Regions from separate parts of the Mus musculus genome. Here region 1 is linked to region 2. Evidence: chromatin loops called from intact Hi-C (ENCODE). Cell type or tissue: gastrocnemius. All regions are shown on one strand. Links, peaks and the distances in the headings refer to the core of each region. The heading gives the core; the rest is flanking DNA.

The links. Peaks named below come from ENCODE experiments on the same cell type or tissue, not always from the same donor. Only the 100,000 strongest peaks of a DNase experiment are listed, where the experiment ranks them.
Region 1: a loop joins it to region 2, with 12 times the contacts of the local background. A loop is called at or near these places in 37 of 42 quality-filtered maps.

What each region holds. Positions count from the first base shown.
Region 1 is chr4:59,093,809-59,098,808 of GRCm38, reverse strand. Shoc1 (shortage in chiasmata 1) reads left to right here. Exons shown (of 28, transcript NM_001370843.1): 6 at 4,526-4,679; 7 at 4,876-4,960. Among named protein-coding and RNA genes, the nearest start is that of Gm35527, 22 kb to the left of the region's middle. In gastrocnemius, for the core only: a CTCF peak has its summit at 2,266 (motif pointing left); a DNase peak (open chromatin) is centred at 2,249.
Region 2 is chr4:59,335,628-59,346,813 of GRCm38, reverse strand. The region is part of intron 12 of Susd1 (sushi domain containing 1); the gene reads left to right. Among named protein-coding and RNA genes, the nearest start is that of Gm35578, 60 kb to the right of the region's middle. In gastrocnemius, for the core only: a CTCF peak has its summit at 5,888 (motif pointing right); a DNase peak (open chromatin) is centred at 5,896; H3K27ac peaks cover 906 bases.

The DNA.
Region 1 (5,000 bases), core at 1-5,000, 250 kb after region 2:
CTTGAAAGTCTGTTATATAATCATTCCTGCTATTTAAGAAATGCTATAGCCAGGAGTGCTGTAAATCCTTAAATCTAGCACCTTTAATTCCAGAGTTCAAGGCCAGTCTGGTCTACATAGTGAGTTCCAGGATAGCCAGGGCTACATAGAGAAACCATGACTCAAAACAAAACAAAACAAAACAAAACAAAACAAAACCATGACTCAAAACCAAACCAAACCAAACCAAACCAAATCAAACCAAACCAAACCAAACCTATAGCTAGGTTACTTTACTGCTGTTTTATGTTATGTGATATAGTTTGGGGAAAGTTGTCATTGAGGCTTGAGGGTAGATTATGGTTTTAGCTTTCTTTTATAATTTGTTTTTCTTGATCTATTATCAAAACTTCTTGTAAAATTTTGTGGAGATGAAAGATATACTTATATTACATTACATGTGTATATGGGGATAGTTATAAAAAACCAACAGGCTACACACATGGAGCTGTTATTATTTCATGGCAACTACAAGCCATTTTTGGATAAAAGCAATTAACTAGGAGAAAATAATACTTAACTTATTTTCATTTGTGTCCTGTATCATAGATTTCACTTTATTATCTTTGTAATCTATTTTTTGTAGTTATCTATTGTCTTAGTTTGGGTTTCTTGTCCTGAAAAGAGGAATTCTTATAAAGGAAACTGTTTAATTGGGGCTGGCTTACAGGTTCAGAGATTCAGTCTGTTATCATCATGGCAGGAAGCATGGCAGCATGCAGGCAGACATGGTGCTGGAGGAGCCATAGTTCTACATCTTGATCCGAAAGCAGCAGCAAGAAGCTGTCTTCTGCAGGCATCCAGTAGGAGGGTCTCTTCTACACTGGGCAGAGCATTTCTAGTTATTTCACTGAGGTTAATCTTGGAGATATAAATATTTCACTGATTTTGTTCTTAGCTTTAGCACTGCTGGCATAGTGTAAAAATAACTTATTCGTGCCAGCCTTGTTGTCACTGGGTACACATAAACCAGTGTGATGAGGAAAATGTATGTTTTACATCCTTAAAAGCTATTAGTGTGTATTGGCTATTTATATATTTTCTTTTGTAAAGTGATTTTATTTTCTACTGGCATCTAAAAATATGTAAACACACCAATAATTCCAAATGCATTTAACTTTATTCTGATTAGTTCTGCTGATGTTTTCCTTTATTGATTCTAGCACTGAATTTGTGCTTAGAAAAATGTTCTTTTTTTTTTTTATGGTTTCTTTTGTTTTTAATTACAAAATGTTCTTTTATTATATAACTTTTCCATTGTTTAAGGATTTGTTTGTTTTGAGACAGGGTCTCTCTATGTAGCCATTACTGATCTAGAACTCACTTTGTAGAGCAGGCTGACTTTAAACTCACAGAAATCTACCTGACTCCTGGGTATTGGGATTTTTAAGTGTGTGCCATGGCACCCTACTAATTTTTAAATATATTATGTAATTGTATTTCAGGTTTTTTTATGTTTAGGACTAGGGACATTTTTTAATGTTTAAGCACTTTGGTATTTGTTCCAGTATCATTTAGCTAAGAGTCCTTCCCACTATTAGAGATGATGCTTCTATTAAATGCTAAGTTCTGACCCACTCCAGTTGAATTCTGGGTTGTCTACGGTTTTGTCTATTGTGTTAATGTCACCTAATCAGCTCTTATATACCTGTGACATATGCCATCTGTCTCTTGGTTTTTCCCCTGACTTCTTCGTGTATTTGTCGAGATTTAGTTTGTAGTCATTTTCCCCAAAAGTTCTAAATAACAACTGTTCGGAAATCAGTGTTAGATCCTTGAAAAATGTTCTGGTTAGTTTTCCTGGCTAGGGGACGAGGAATGTCTTGCCTTTTATTTAATATTTAATATGGGTTGTTGTTGTTGTTTAAGATACTCACCGGTTTCCACTAAGAAATGATTACTGTTGTATACACACATGTTAAGGAACTCACCCTGTTTTTGTCTGCTTAACTTGGGTTTCTTAGGTGGGCAGGAGTGACTCTAGTAAAGTTTCCTGTTACCAAGCCTCTTTTTTCTGCTTCTTTCATAACTAGCCACCTTGCATTTCCTGCTTATCATTTGTCTACAATAGAGTAATACACTGTGAGCACACATGCTTGCTGTAGAGTAAGAACTCCATGTGATACACTACCACTGTACTTGTGTAAGGAAGCCACCATTCCCATGAAAACAGCCTTTGTCTAACAGCATTGGTTGTGGAGATTTGCTGACCTCTAGTGGCTGCATCAAAAATGGTGGTTTAATTGAAGGGACTGAAAGGGTATAGGGATGCCAAGTGACATAAAATGTCCCCTTGCAGCACATATATCTAAATGTGGCTTTATTTGGGGTGACAAGCTCAGAGCTTGTGAGTAACAAGGAAATGGAATATAAACCAATGCCGTTTCACTCTTTTTTAATATTTAAATATTTTTATTACGTATTTTCCTCAATTATATTTCCAATGCTACCCCAAAAGTCCCCCATACCCTCCCCCCCCCACTCCCCTACCCACCCATTCCCACTTTTTGGCCCCAGGGGGAAAATTCCTGAATAGAACAGCAATGGCTTGTGCTGTAAGATCAAGAATTGACAAATGGGACCTCATGAAACTGCAAAGCTTCTGTAAGGCAAAAGACACCGTCAATAAGACAAAAAGGCCACCAACAGATTGGGAAAGGATCTTTACCTATCCTAAATCAGATAGGGGACTAATATCCAATATATATAAAGAACTCAAGAAGGTGGACTCCAGAAAATCAAATAACCCCATTAAAAAATGGGGCTCAGAGCTAAACAAAGAATTCTCACCTGAGGAATACCGAATGGCTGAGAAGCACCTGAAAAAATGCTCAGCATCCTTAATCATCAGAGAAATGCAAATCAAAACAACCCTGAGATTCCATCTCACACCAGTCAGAATGGCTAAGATCAAAAATTCAGGTGACAGCAGATGCTGGCGAGGATGTGGAGAAAGAGGAACACTCCTCCATTGTTGGTGGGATTGCAGGCTTGTACAACCACTCTGGAAATCATTCTGGCCGTTCCTCAAAAAATTGGACATAGTACTCCCGGAGGATCCCGCAATACCTCTTCTGGGTATATATCCAGAAGACGTTCCAACTGGTAAGAAGGACACATGCTCCACTATGTTCAGAGCAGCCTTATTTATAATAGCCAGAAGCTGGAAAGAACCCAGATGCCCTCAACAGAGGAATGGATACAAAAAATGTGGTACATTTACGCAATGGAGTACTACTCAGCTATTAAAAGGAATGAATTTATGAAATTCCTAGGCAAATGGTTGGACCTGGAGGGCATCATCCTGAGTGAGGTAACACAATCACAAAAGAACTCAAATGATATGTACTCACTGATAAGTGGATATTAGCCTAGAAACTTAGTATACCCGAGATATAAGATACAATTTGTCGTTTCACTCTTAACATGACTTCGTTGGTTTTGCAGAATGGGTGGATGGCACCAATAAACCACCCTTAATTTTCTCAAATAAGCCCTGAGATTGACAGGAACTGAAATGACTTGATGGTCACCTAAGAGGCTGGTTTATTTCAAAAGTTCTTTGACACATGTATTTGGCACAGGCAAGGGATGCTTCCAGCTGCTTGTCTTCTGTCAGATATTGATGAGGCACATGCATATCACTCAGGCCATGAGAGACATCACTGCCTGAAAACTACATACTGTTCCCTCCTGAATCTGAGAGACTTGTCCATTCTCCACACTCAAGGAGGCTTTCATGATGGAGATGCTGGCTTTCTGAGTGCTTCTTTCTCTAAGCATACATTTTCCTTCCTTTCTCTTTTCACTGAGAAATTTACTGAAGAAGGGGGCCAGTTTAGTGTTCCTATCCAAAACTTAGAAACTCATACAAGCAGCCAAGCTTCTAAAGTAACCCAAACATTGAAGGTTAAAATAGAAAGGAAATTGTACATCTCTGGTTAATATTACCATGGTGTTTTTAATATGTAAAGTACATCATATTTCCCAAGTAGATATTCTAGTATATAGATTTTCACTATAACTAACTGTGAATCAGCATTGTATTGGTAGCTTTATAATGATGGAGTCAGTGATTTCATATGTATGCTTTTTAGATCATATCTATTTACTGTATGTCCTTACAGATTAAATGATGCAGAGAACAGAAAGCCAGACTCAGTCAGAGTCCAGTATTTTTATTTCTTTAAACTTTTGGTACTGTTTTGAAGAAGAGAATACTTCCCTTGATTGATTAAGTCCGTCTTTGTTGATAAAGTATATGTCACTATTATGCAACTGTTTCAGAACATTTGTCTTTGTTTCCATATGCTAAATAATACTACATTTTATTGAGATTTTCCTTTTGTCTGGGTACCACATTCTGTGTTTTATATACATAGTATAATAGGGAACTTAATGATTTCAGTGTGTTTGAAAAATCTGTTAATATTTAACATCTAGATCTCTGGTATAACTATTAGATTTTTTATTTATTTCTTTTCAGGATTGCTTATTGATGAGGAAATGATTTTTATGAATAAAGCAATGGACAACCATCTACCAACTGTGAATGGTCTCCTGAGCAGACTGAAGCTCTATCTGGTGAAGGATCCATTTTTAGATTTCAAAGAAGAGCTCTCTGGAAAGGATAATTTCACGTATGTCATTCCCAGTGCTGTAACTGCTTTGGTAGCAGAGAACAGTCTTTGTGTGGCCACAGGGTTAGATGCTGTTGGTGAGGGTTCCAGTGCTTCATCTCAACTTACACGAGAGTCTTTGTGTGTTTTGATTGGCAGTGCTTATTATGTGTTTTTAGTAAGTATTAATTAATCTTGTTTGATTTTTTTATTTAAGGGAGTATTTCTCTGTTCAAGAATGTTCGGAACCTTTTGTGAGAGATTTCCATATGGCTGAGGAGACCTTTTGTAAGAAGAAACTAGTATGTTTCAATAGAATCCTAAACTTTACTTTCAGTAATG
Region 2 (11,186 bases), core at 2,897-7,896:
ATACAGATCTTTCACTTCCTTAGTTAGAGTCACGCCGAGATATTTTATATTATTTGTGACTATTGAGAAGGGTGTTGTTTCCCTAATTTCTTTCTCAGCCTGTTTATTCTTTGTGTAGAGAAAGGCCATTGACTTGTTTGAGTTTATTTTATATCCAGCTACTTCACCGAAGCTGTTTATCAGTTTTAGGAGTTCTCTGGTGGAATTTTTAGGGTCACTTACATATACTATCATATCATCTGCAAAAAGTGATATTTTGACTTCCTCTTTTCCAATTTGTATCCCCTTGATCTCCTTTTGTTGTCGAATTGCTCTGGCTAATACTTCAAGTACTATGTTGAAAAGGTAGGGAGAAAGTGGGCAGCCTTGTCTAGTCCCTGATTTTAGTGGGATTGCTTCCAGCTTCTCTCCATTTACTTTGATGTTGGCTACTGGTTTGCAGTAGATTGCTTTTATCATGTTTAGGTATGGGCCTTGAATTCCTGATCTTTCCAAGACTTTTATCATGAATGGGTGTTGGATCTTGTCAAATGCTTTTTCTGCATCTAAGGAGATGATCATGTGGTTTTTGTCTTTGAGTTTGTTTATATAATGGATTACATTGATGGATTTTCGTATATTAAACCATCCCTGCATCCCTGGAATAAAACCTACTTGGTCAGGATGGATGATTGCTTTAATGTGTTCTTGGATTCGGTTAGCGAGAATTTTATTGAGGATTTTTGCATCGATATTCATAAGAGAAATTGGTCTGAAGTTCTCTATCTTTGTTGGATCTTTCTGTGGTTTAGGTATCAGAGTAATAGTGGCTTCATAAAATGAGTTGGGTAGAGTACCTTCTACTTCTATTTTGTGAAATAGTTTGTGCAGAACTGGAATTAGATCATCTTTGAAGGTCTGATAGAACTCTGCACTAAACCTGTCTGGTCCTGGCTTTTTTTGGCTAGGAGACTATTAATAACTGCTTCTATTTCTTTAGGGGATATGGTACTATTTAGATGGTCAACTTGATCCTGATTCAACTTTGGTACCTGGTATCTGTCCAGAAATTTGTCCATTTCATCCAGGTTTTCCAGTTTTGTTGAGTATAGCCTTTTGTAGAAGGATCTGATGGTGTTTTGGATTTCTTCAGGATCTGTTGTTATGTCTCCCTTTTCATTTCTGATTTTGTTAATTAGGATTTTGTCCCTGTGCCCTCTAGTGAGTCTAGCTAAGAGTTTATCTTGTTGATTTTCTCAAAGAACCAACTCCTCGTTTGGTTAATTCTTTCAATAGTTCTTCTTGTTTCCACTTGGTTGATTTCACCCCCGAGTTTGATTATTTCCTGCCGTCTACTCCTCTTGGGTGAATTTGCTTCCTTTTTTTCTAGAGCTTTTAGATGTGTTGTCAAGCTGCTAGTATGTGCTCTCTCCCGTTTCTTCTTGGAGGCACTCAGAGCTATGAGTTTCCCTCTTAGAAATGCTTTCATTGTGTCCCATAGGTTTTGGGTACGTTGTGGCTTCATTTTCATTAAACTCTAAAAAGTCTTTAATTTCTTTCTTTATTCCTTCCTTGACCAAGGTATCATTGAGAAGAGTGTTGTTCAGTTTCCACGTGAATGTTGGCTTTCCATTATTTATGTTGTTATTGAAGATCAGTCTTAGGCCATGGTGGTCTGATAGGATACATGGGACAATTTCAATATTTTTGTATCTGTTGAGGCCTGTTTTGTGACCAATTATATGGTCAATTTTGGAGAAGGTCCCGTGAGGTGCTGAGAAGAAGGTATATCCTTTTGTTTTAGGATAAAATGTTCTGTAGATATCTGTCAGGTCCATTTGTTTCATCACTTCTGTTAGTTTCACTGTGTCCCTGTTTAGTTTCTGTTTCCACGATCTGTCCATTGATGAAAGTGGTGTGTTGAAGTCTCTCACTATTATTGTGTGAGATGCAATGTGTGCTTTGAGCTTTACTAAAGTGTCTTTAATGAATGTGGCTGCCCTTGCATTTGGAGCGTAGATATTCAGGATTGAGAGTTCCTCTTGGAGGATTTTCCTTTGATGAGTATGAAGTGTCCCTCCTTGTCTTTTTTGATAACTTTGGGTTGGAAGTCGATTTTATCCGATATTAGAATGGCTACTCCAGCTTGTTTCTTCAGACCATTTGCTTAGAAAATTGTTTTCCAGCCTTTCACTCTGAGGTAGTGTCTGTCTTTTTCCTTGAGATGGGTTTCCTGTAAGCAGCAGAATGTTGGGTCCTGTTTGTGTAGCCAGTCTGTTAGTCTATGTCTTTTCATTGGGGAATTGAGTCCATTGATATTAAGAGATATTAAGGAAAAGTAATTGTTGCTTCCTTTTATTTTTGTTGTTAGAGTTGGCATTCTGTTCTTGTGGCTGTCTTATTTTTGGTTTGTTGAGGGATTACTTTCTTGCTTGTTCTAGGGCGTGATTTCCGTCCTTGTATTGCTTCTTTTCTGTTATTATCCTTTGAAGGGCTGGATTCGTGGAAAGATAATGTGTGAATTTGGTTTTGTCGTGGAATACTTTGGCTTCTCCATCTATGGTAATTGAGAGTTTGGCCGGGTATAGTAGCCTGGGCTGGCATTTGTGTTCTCTTAGTGTCTGTATAACATCTGTCCAGGCTCTTCTGGCTTTCATAGTCTCTGGTGAAAAGTCTGGTGTAATTCTGATAGGCCTTCCTTTATATGTTACTTGACCTTTCTCCCTTACTGCTTTTAATATTCTATCTTTATTTAGTGCATTTGTTGTTCTGATTATTATGTGTCGGGAGGAATTTCTTTTCTGGTCCAGTCTATTTGGAGTTCTGTATGCTTCTTGTATGATCATGGGCATCTCTTTCTTTATGTTTGGGAAGTTTTCTTCTATTATTTTGTTGAAGATATTAGCTGGCCCTTTAAGTTGAAAATCTTCATTCTCATCAACTCCTATTATCCGTAGGTTTGGTCTTCTCATTGTGTCCTGGATTTCCTGGATGTTTTGAGTTAGCATCCTTTTGTATTTTGTATTTTCTTTGACTTTTGTGTCGATGTTCTCTATGGAATCTTCTGCACCTGAGATTCTCTCTTCCATTTCTTGTATTCTGTTGCTGATGCTCGCATCTATGGTTCCAGATTTCTTTCCTAGGGTTTCTATCTCCAGCGTTGCCTCGCTTTGGGTTTTCTTTATTGTGTCTACTTCCCTTTTTAGTTCTAGTATGGTTTTGTTCATTTCCATCACCTGTTTGGATGTGTTTTCCTGTTTTTCTTTAAGGACTTCTACCTGTTTGGTTGTGTTTTCCTGCTTTTCTTTAAGGGCCTGTAACTCTTTAGCAGTGCTCTCCTGTAATTTTTTAAGTGACTTATGAAAGTCCTTCTTGATGTCCTCTATCATCATCATGAGAAATGTTTTAAATCTGGGTCTAGATTTTCGGTTGTATTGGGGTGCCCAGGACTAGGTGGGGTGGGAGTGCTGTGTTCTGATGATGGTGAGTGGTCTTGATTTCTGTTAGTAGGATTCTTACGTTTGCCTTTCGCCATCTGGTAATCTCTGAAGTTAGCTGTTATAGTTGTCTCTGGTAAGAGCTTGTTCTTCAGGTGACTCTGTTAGCCTCAATAAGCAGACCTGGGAGGCTAGCTCTCTCCTTAGTTTCAGTGGGCAGAGTATTCTCTGCAGGCAAGCTCTCTTCTTGCAGGGAAGGTACCCAGATATCTGGTGTTCGAACCTGCCTCCTGGTAGAAGTTGTGTTCCACTCACTAGAGGTCTTAGGATCCCGTGGGGAATACTGTGTGGGCCCTTGCGGGTGTCAGGCGACTCCGCTGGCAAGGCACCCCGGTGCTCGAGTGGAGTGGAAGGGACTTCTGCCCCAGGTCAGGCCCGGATAGTCTGCTTCCCTATTTACCGCAGTCTCAGGTTCCGCGAGATTGGATTGGGGCAGACGCTGTGTTCCACTCACCAGAGGTCTTAGGATCCCGTGGGGAATCCTGTGTGGGCCCTTGCGGGTGTCGGGGCAACTCCGCTGGCAAGGTACCCAGGTGCTCGAGTGGAGCGGAAGGCAACTAATAGCTTCTTAATACTGACAGTCCCCAAATCTGTACCTTTAAGCCCAACCTCTTTGGATTCAAACTTATCTACCTGCCTTCTAAACACACACCTTTGAACATACTAGACAAATTAAACAGAATTTTAAATTTCGCACCTCTTACTTCTAAATCCATGAAAATTGTGTCAATTTTCATAACTCAGTTCCTGGAATTCCCCTGATTAGCTGGCCAAGCCAAGAGTCTTAATTGCCTATCTGATTCCTAAATTTCTAATCAGTTAACAAACCCTGTTGATTTCAATCAAATATTTCTGTCTTTGTCTTCAACTCTACAGACTCGATCCTAGCAGGAACTGCCGCTTGGACTCCTGAAGTAGATTTCTGGGTTTTGTTTGCTTATTGCTGTTGTTTATTTCATGGCACTCTATACCCTTGGGTTGGCCTCATACTCTCTCTCTCTGTAGCCCAGGTTGGCTTCATTAGTGTGGTCCGTCCTCTTCCCTCAGCCTCCCTGGGCCACCTTCTTGAACTCACTTCCTCCTCGTCTTCTTTCTCACCAGGTACCAGCTGTCTCTCCCTCGCCTTCTTGCTTGTTCTTAAATAGGTCAGACTTGTCCCAATGAAGGCTTTTCCATTTGCTATCACCTCTTTCTGGGATAACCTCTGTCTGTGGTTTCCTGTGAGTATTTGGAAGTGTGATTGTTACACCATGTCTTACTCTGCTCCCTGTTGCTACAACCGACCCCAGATTTACAAAGAATAGCTTTTGGATGTTGGGAAGCCTGTGGACTGGGAGGACAGCATTGGGCTAGCATTGTCCTGCTCAGCCATGGCCTGACAGAGGGTATCACATGGTAGACAGAGCAAGTGTAACAAAAAGTTGAGTTTTATTCAAACCAACTCCCCTGATAACCCATGAATGGATTAACCCATCATAACGACAAGGTCCTCATAACTGTGCCACCTCCCAAAAGTTCTGCTTCTCAAATAACCATAATATACAGCTTTGGAATAGCTTCTTGAACATGCTATCTGGAAAACCTGTCTAAAACAATAACGCCCTTAGAGGGGCTTCACCTGACCATCCTTTCCTAAACACCCCCTCACTCCCTACGCTATTACTTTATTTTAAGGATTTGTTTACTTATGTAAATGGCTGTTTTGTCTGCATGTACATCTGCGCCCCAGAAGAGAGCCTCAGATCCCATGACACTCTAATTATAGATGGTTGTGAGCCACCAAGTGGTTGCTGGGAATTGAACTCAGAACCTCTAGAAGACCAGCCAGTGCTCTTAACCGCTGAGCCCTCTCTCCAGCCCCCACCCTATTCTTCTGTATCACTCACCCTCTTTGACTTCTTCATACAACTTGGATTTTTTAATTTTAAAATTTGTTTATTATCTTTCTTCCCCTGTAAAATAGGAACTCTTTGAAAGCATTTTCCTTTAGTCTGCTCTATATTGAATCCCTCAACAAATGCTAATGACACTTAGCACAATAAATCCACGTTTCTTAATAATAGCTAGGGAGTCATTGATGCTGTAGAGATAGGGTTTTTTTTTGTATTAAGAGAAACTCTGAGTACTTTGTGCCAGAGACAAGTGCTGTCCAATCCAACGTTTATAAAGCAATGCTTATAAAGAGACTGCCCAGTCGCCTAGTCTTTGATCCGTGTCATACTTGAGTGAGTTGTGCTGCTTTAAAAACATATTTACTACATTTTATTACTTCTATTTTCTGCATGTAGAGCAGGATGGGGGGGTTAGCTATTGGATATCTGTGTAAGTCAGAGGACACTTTATAATAGGTATTGAGGTTTTGAGGCTAAACACAGCCCCAAGTCACTCGTGTCCTGTGTCTGCGCTCATGGCCACCAGGGGGCACCGTTGAGCTGTTCAAGTTCACTGGGACAGTGAAGGCCTTTAAGAGCATTGAGATCATGCCTGCTTTTCAAACTTGCTTTAGAGCAGCAGTTCTCAACCTTCCTAATGCTGGGACCCTATAACACAGTTCCTCATGGTGTGGGGACTTCCAACCATACAATTATTTCATTGATACTTCAGAACTGTAATTTTGCTACTGTTATGAATTGTAATGTAAATATCTGATATGCAGAGTATCTGATATGTGACCCCCAAAGGGGTCGCAACCTGCAGACTGAGAACCTCTACTTTAGAGACTTGGCAGTGTGAAAATTCAAATTGGTGAGACTTTATTAAAGAGTTGAGAAAACAAAAAACAAAAAAACCCCGTGTCTCATAAAAGTAAGAGGAAAGAGAACCTGGTTTGTTGATGTGAGGATATCCCAGATGTTCGTGGCATTGTTTCAGTAAAAAGAGGAACTTTCAAATGTTACCAGAAATGTTGAGTTAAGGATTTGGATCTGGAAAACACAGCGGATGCTTTCCCAGAAGCAAAGCGGGTGGAATTTCCCTTCTGTGAGCCTCCTATTAAATTAAATCTTACTGATGGGAACGGGATGAAAACAAGAGCTTTAAATATATTGCTGGCCTCAGAGGAGATGCCGAGGAGTGGAGAGGGACAGAGACAAGTGCTTTAGGAGGCAGGAGAGGGTGATGGCTGGAGGCTGGGACACGTCTCAAGCTTGTGGCTCATGTGTAGCCTAAGCAGGCTCATTGAACTGAGTTCTTTAGAACAGGCTCATTCATGCCCACTTTAGGGAAGGAAGGAGAACAAAAAAGCACTCACTGTCTTGGTGTAGACCCCTAAGAGGCAGAAGGAGCTCTCTCACACTGACTGTACTGTTTTCTCGTTGAGTTATAAGCAAATTTCATTTTCATAGGGACAACACAGGAAATCAGAGAAAGCTAAAGGGGTAGGGGTGGGTGTTGGTGGTGGGGTGGATGCTGGGGTGGGGTGGATGCTGGGGTGGGGTGGATGCTGGGATGGGGGTGGAGAACAGAAATACGTGTGCGTGTGAATGTGATGATAAAGTCCACTAGTTGTTCCCCAGGCCATGGCTATTGTTTGAAAAATGCTAGAGGGAAAAAGGGGGAAAAGATGGAAGTAATTTCTATATTTGACTTCAGTACCAATGCCAGCAACTAGCATGGGAAATTTCCCATCTCTGGTTGCCTTCATAATAAGAAAAGAGAAGGCGCTTTTTCAGATGGGTAGGAAGGCAGCCAGGACCACTGCTCTCCCTGACCCTGTCTCTCTTACCTCTTCACTGTCAGCCGGTGGCTCTGGGGAGCATCATGAGGGATCAGTTCTCCTGAGTTTTCCCCTCCATTCTTCTGTTCCATTTGTGGGTGATCGCCAACTCTTTAAGGGTTCTGTACCATTGTGTTCTGTAGCCTTGGTGAGGAAGGAGCCTATTCCTCCTAGCTGGTCACAGGGCACTGGAATGATCTTGGAAAGTCCCTCTGGTGTCTTGGGGGGGCTGAAGTTGCATCAGAGATTTTGGATAAGGATTGACCCCTGGCCTGGTTTCCTTTCAAAGTCTTTGGCAGTATAAGGTGTTTGGCTCCTTGGGTCAGGCTGGGAGTGAGCGTGTTTGGGGTCCCATGTTTCTGCCACCCACACATTTTCCCACTCCCAGAAACATTGGTCTACCTTCTAACCTCATGTTCCTGTTTAAATGGCGCAGCAGACACCTGTTCGCATCTCTCTGTTTCACCCACTAACACCATTCAGTTCCCATTAGGCTTCTTCACTGAGGTAGGGTGACTCACGGTGGAAGGAAATGGGCTGGCTGCTCGGGTCAGCTTGTATACACTTTAACTTTATACAATGTGCATAGGAAGGCTTCCTTAGATCAGAATCCTAAAAATCCAGAATCATGGTGATTGATGTCGTAGAAGGACCATGCTGAGAACCGACACTTGAATTCAGGAAATATTAATGACAAATACCTATGCACAGTGCTGAGTGGGAGAACATGTGGCCGAGCCTCACAGATGTGTAGATGGGAAGGCCTATCTGGCCTTGTGGCTGGCGGCTTATGGTGAACATTCTCATTTCTTTGTTCCTATGAGTTTCTTTGAGCACATCTCTTAGAAAAAAAAAAAAACTTACTATCATAAGGTTAGGTGAAAAACTTTTAATATAGTTGCACTTATAGTATCTCCTTTTACTGATTTACCATTTTGCTTGTCTTAGCAGTGTTAATCTTTGCATATGTGTTACACATTTCCCACACCAAGATAATTTATTCTTTAATTTTATTTTCATTATTTTGACATTTAGATTTTGGATATGTACGGGATATGTATGGATGAGTGTGCCTGTGTGTGCCTGTGTGTGTGTATATGTGTGCATGTACTCACATGTGTGTGCATGTGCACTTAGACATGTCTGTAATTGTGGTGAGCAGGGAGGCAAGGGGTCAATACATGTCTTTATTGCAGTCACCTTGTTTGTTTGTTTTTTTGTTTGTTTGTTGGCAGAGCCTTGAGCTCCGCATTTGACTAGATGGGATAGCCAGGGAGTTTTGGGGTCCCCCGTCTCATTCACCTATCCCAACCCCCAACACTGAGGTTATAAATACACTGCCACTGCTGGCTTTTACATGGGTGCCAGGGATCCAAACTCAGACCCTCAAGCGCTGGGGGAAAGCGTGATATACCCACAGGCTGTCTCTGTAGCCAAACACTTAGACACTTGACAGTGTCACGGAACCAGTTCTATTAATGTCTTAGCGTTCACTCCTCCAATGACACTGAGAAAAATGCTCCCCATCTCTGGAGTCTAGGTTAAATTTTGTTCTCTAGAACTTTCTTATCTTTGTAATAATCTGGGCTCATTTAGACTGTGTTCTGACTTAAGACATGAAGCTGAATCTACACAGGAACTTTCTTCTCCGGGTTGTTTAATGCACCTCTCGATTTCCTGGGTGGGTTGTGGTCTTCCTGAAATACACACTCTTCTGTCACCTCCCTGTGTGGTTCCTGCTTGTAATTTTGCTGTTACTTTTCTCTGTATTCCTCAAGGTGTTTTTTGTTTTGTTTTGTTGTTGTTGTTGTTTCTCATACGATGCCCCTGATACTCTTTAGTGGTCTGCTTCTAGCGGAGGATTGAAGTTACTGGAACCTCTGAACTGTATGGAAAGCCTGCCTCTGGCCCTGCTTCCGTTGTGCATACCCAGGGGAGAGGACTGCATTTTACCCCATAGGACGGTTATGCTTTGCTTTGCTTTTAGATCAGTGAGGAGGAGCGTGGGTAGGAGGCAGATTTGCCTGGGATAGCAACTTGGACCTGAGGAACAGCACTGTGACAACAGAACAGAAAGCCGGGGTTACTTCACCCCGAAATGTGGCGGAGAACCAGGCTGCCGACGGCCACACTTGTTACATTTCAGAGAAGTGCAGAATGTGGAGCAGCTCAAGTTGGGGAAGGCCTCGCGCAAGCAAGGCAGCAAACTAACTGGAAATCATGTGCTGATTGGCAGCCAGGTGACAGTGTACCCTTGGAACTGCAAGGTGCATCCCACACTGGGTGGCTCAGAACACAAGAGGCAGAGCTTTCCTGTTGTTCCCCAGACCTGCCTTCTCTGAGCCCTGTGCGCTTTGTCCTGTCTCCTCCAGGTTGAGAGAGACTAGATGGATTGGAAGGGTAGTTGGGAGATGAGCTCAGTCAGCTAGGCTTAGTTATCTCAGAGGAGAACAGAGAGCAACCAAGAAGAGAGTGAGAGGGGCTGAGCAATAAAAGTGATAGGTTTCAACAGATAGGTTTCTACTGTTGGGCTGGATCACAGGAAACAAGAGACCCTTACTGTTACTACAGAGCACCAACAGCCTGGTGATGGCGCTCAGGCCTGAGGGCAGAGTTCTCAGGTGAGGGGGCTCGAAGCTCGGGCCCAGGCTGCTTTCTTTTCCTGTCACTTCTGCAGCCTTCTTTCTCAGAGATGTCATGAAATCACTCTCTGGAGTCCTCTCTAAAGGGAGAAAGGCCCTCGTAAAAGGCATTTTATGAAGCCTCACCTGTAAGCAGGGCCTGTTCCCTGTGAGTCCCCTGCCTAGGGCTCTTGGCAGTGAGAAGTATGATCCGTGTCACTGTGTCTGGTGACTTCAGAAGCACTTCTAGACTGAATGTGAATTTCTAGTTTCCTTTGAGACACTTCCACACACACTTCAGTCTCAGCAAATTCCCTAGGTGTGAGCTGCTCCCATTACAGACTTTCTGCAAGCTCCGGTGAGGGGCGTCATGACCCGGGTGACTGTAGCGTAGCCTGTGCTCCTCTGTTCTCTCTTCCATGTCCTGCCTCTCTGGCTTCTCTTGCATTGATTTCCTCAGACCAAAAGCATTTCACGCCTCGACTCCTGACTTTCTGCTCTTTTCCAGTTTACCCTCTTTGGTTCTTATGTTCTACTCCTAATTAGGTTTTCTTTAACTCCTTCCTGAACCTCAGATCTGACCTGGGCCTACCCATTCCCTCCTGCTGCCCATCTCTCCACTGCCAGAACTCAGCTTATTAGCCCAGAGTTTGGGGATCTGCCTAGATTGGCAGGCACTCTCACACAGAGGCCTAAGAATGGCTTCTGGCCTGGCGCCAGAACTCCCTCACTTGTACATACAGCTGTATGTTCTGCCTTTCAGCAGGAGATGGGGTTGGCTGGGTGCATTCTAAAATTAGTCAAGGCCCTTTGGGGTGTAGATGACAAAAACCGACTCAAAGCTTAAGCCTGCAGGATGTGCTGGGTTAGAGATGGAAGTCGAGGAAGGGATCTCACTTGAAGCACAGTACGTTCCAGCTACAGATGTACTGTAAGTGGCCCGTTGTTCTTGCTTAGTTGTTCTGCCTGAAGTCTTTCACCCAGACCTGGAAAGATGAGCATTCCTGGCTAATGTGGTACTAACAGCTGTGATCCAAGACTAAGAACGAGACGTTGTCATCTCTCAGAGTTAAATGGACCACTCCTTTTGGTCAGTTCTAAGTATGGTGATTATGTCTCTAGGGCCTAGGCCAGATAGCATTTGGAGACTCATGAGTAACGGCCCCATAGGAACTCTGTGGGAGGGGGAGGGGCTGCTACTGAGAGATTGGCTTCTTAAATTTACTTATGATTAGCCCTGGCAGTGGTGGTACCCACCCTTAATCTCAGCACTCAGGAGGCAGAGGCAGTCAGATCTCTGTGAGTTTGAGGCCAGCCTGGTCTACAAAGCAAGTCCACAACAGACAGTGCTATTACCCAGAGAAACCGTCTCAA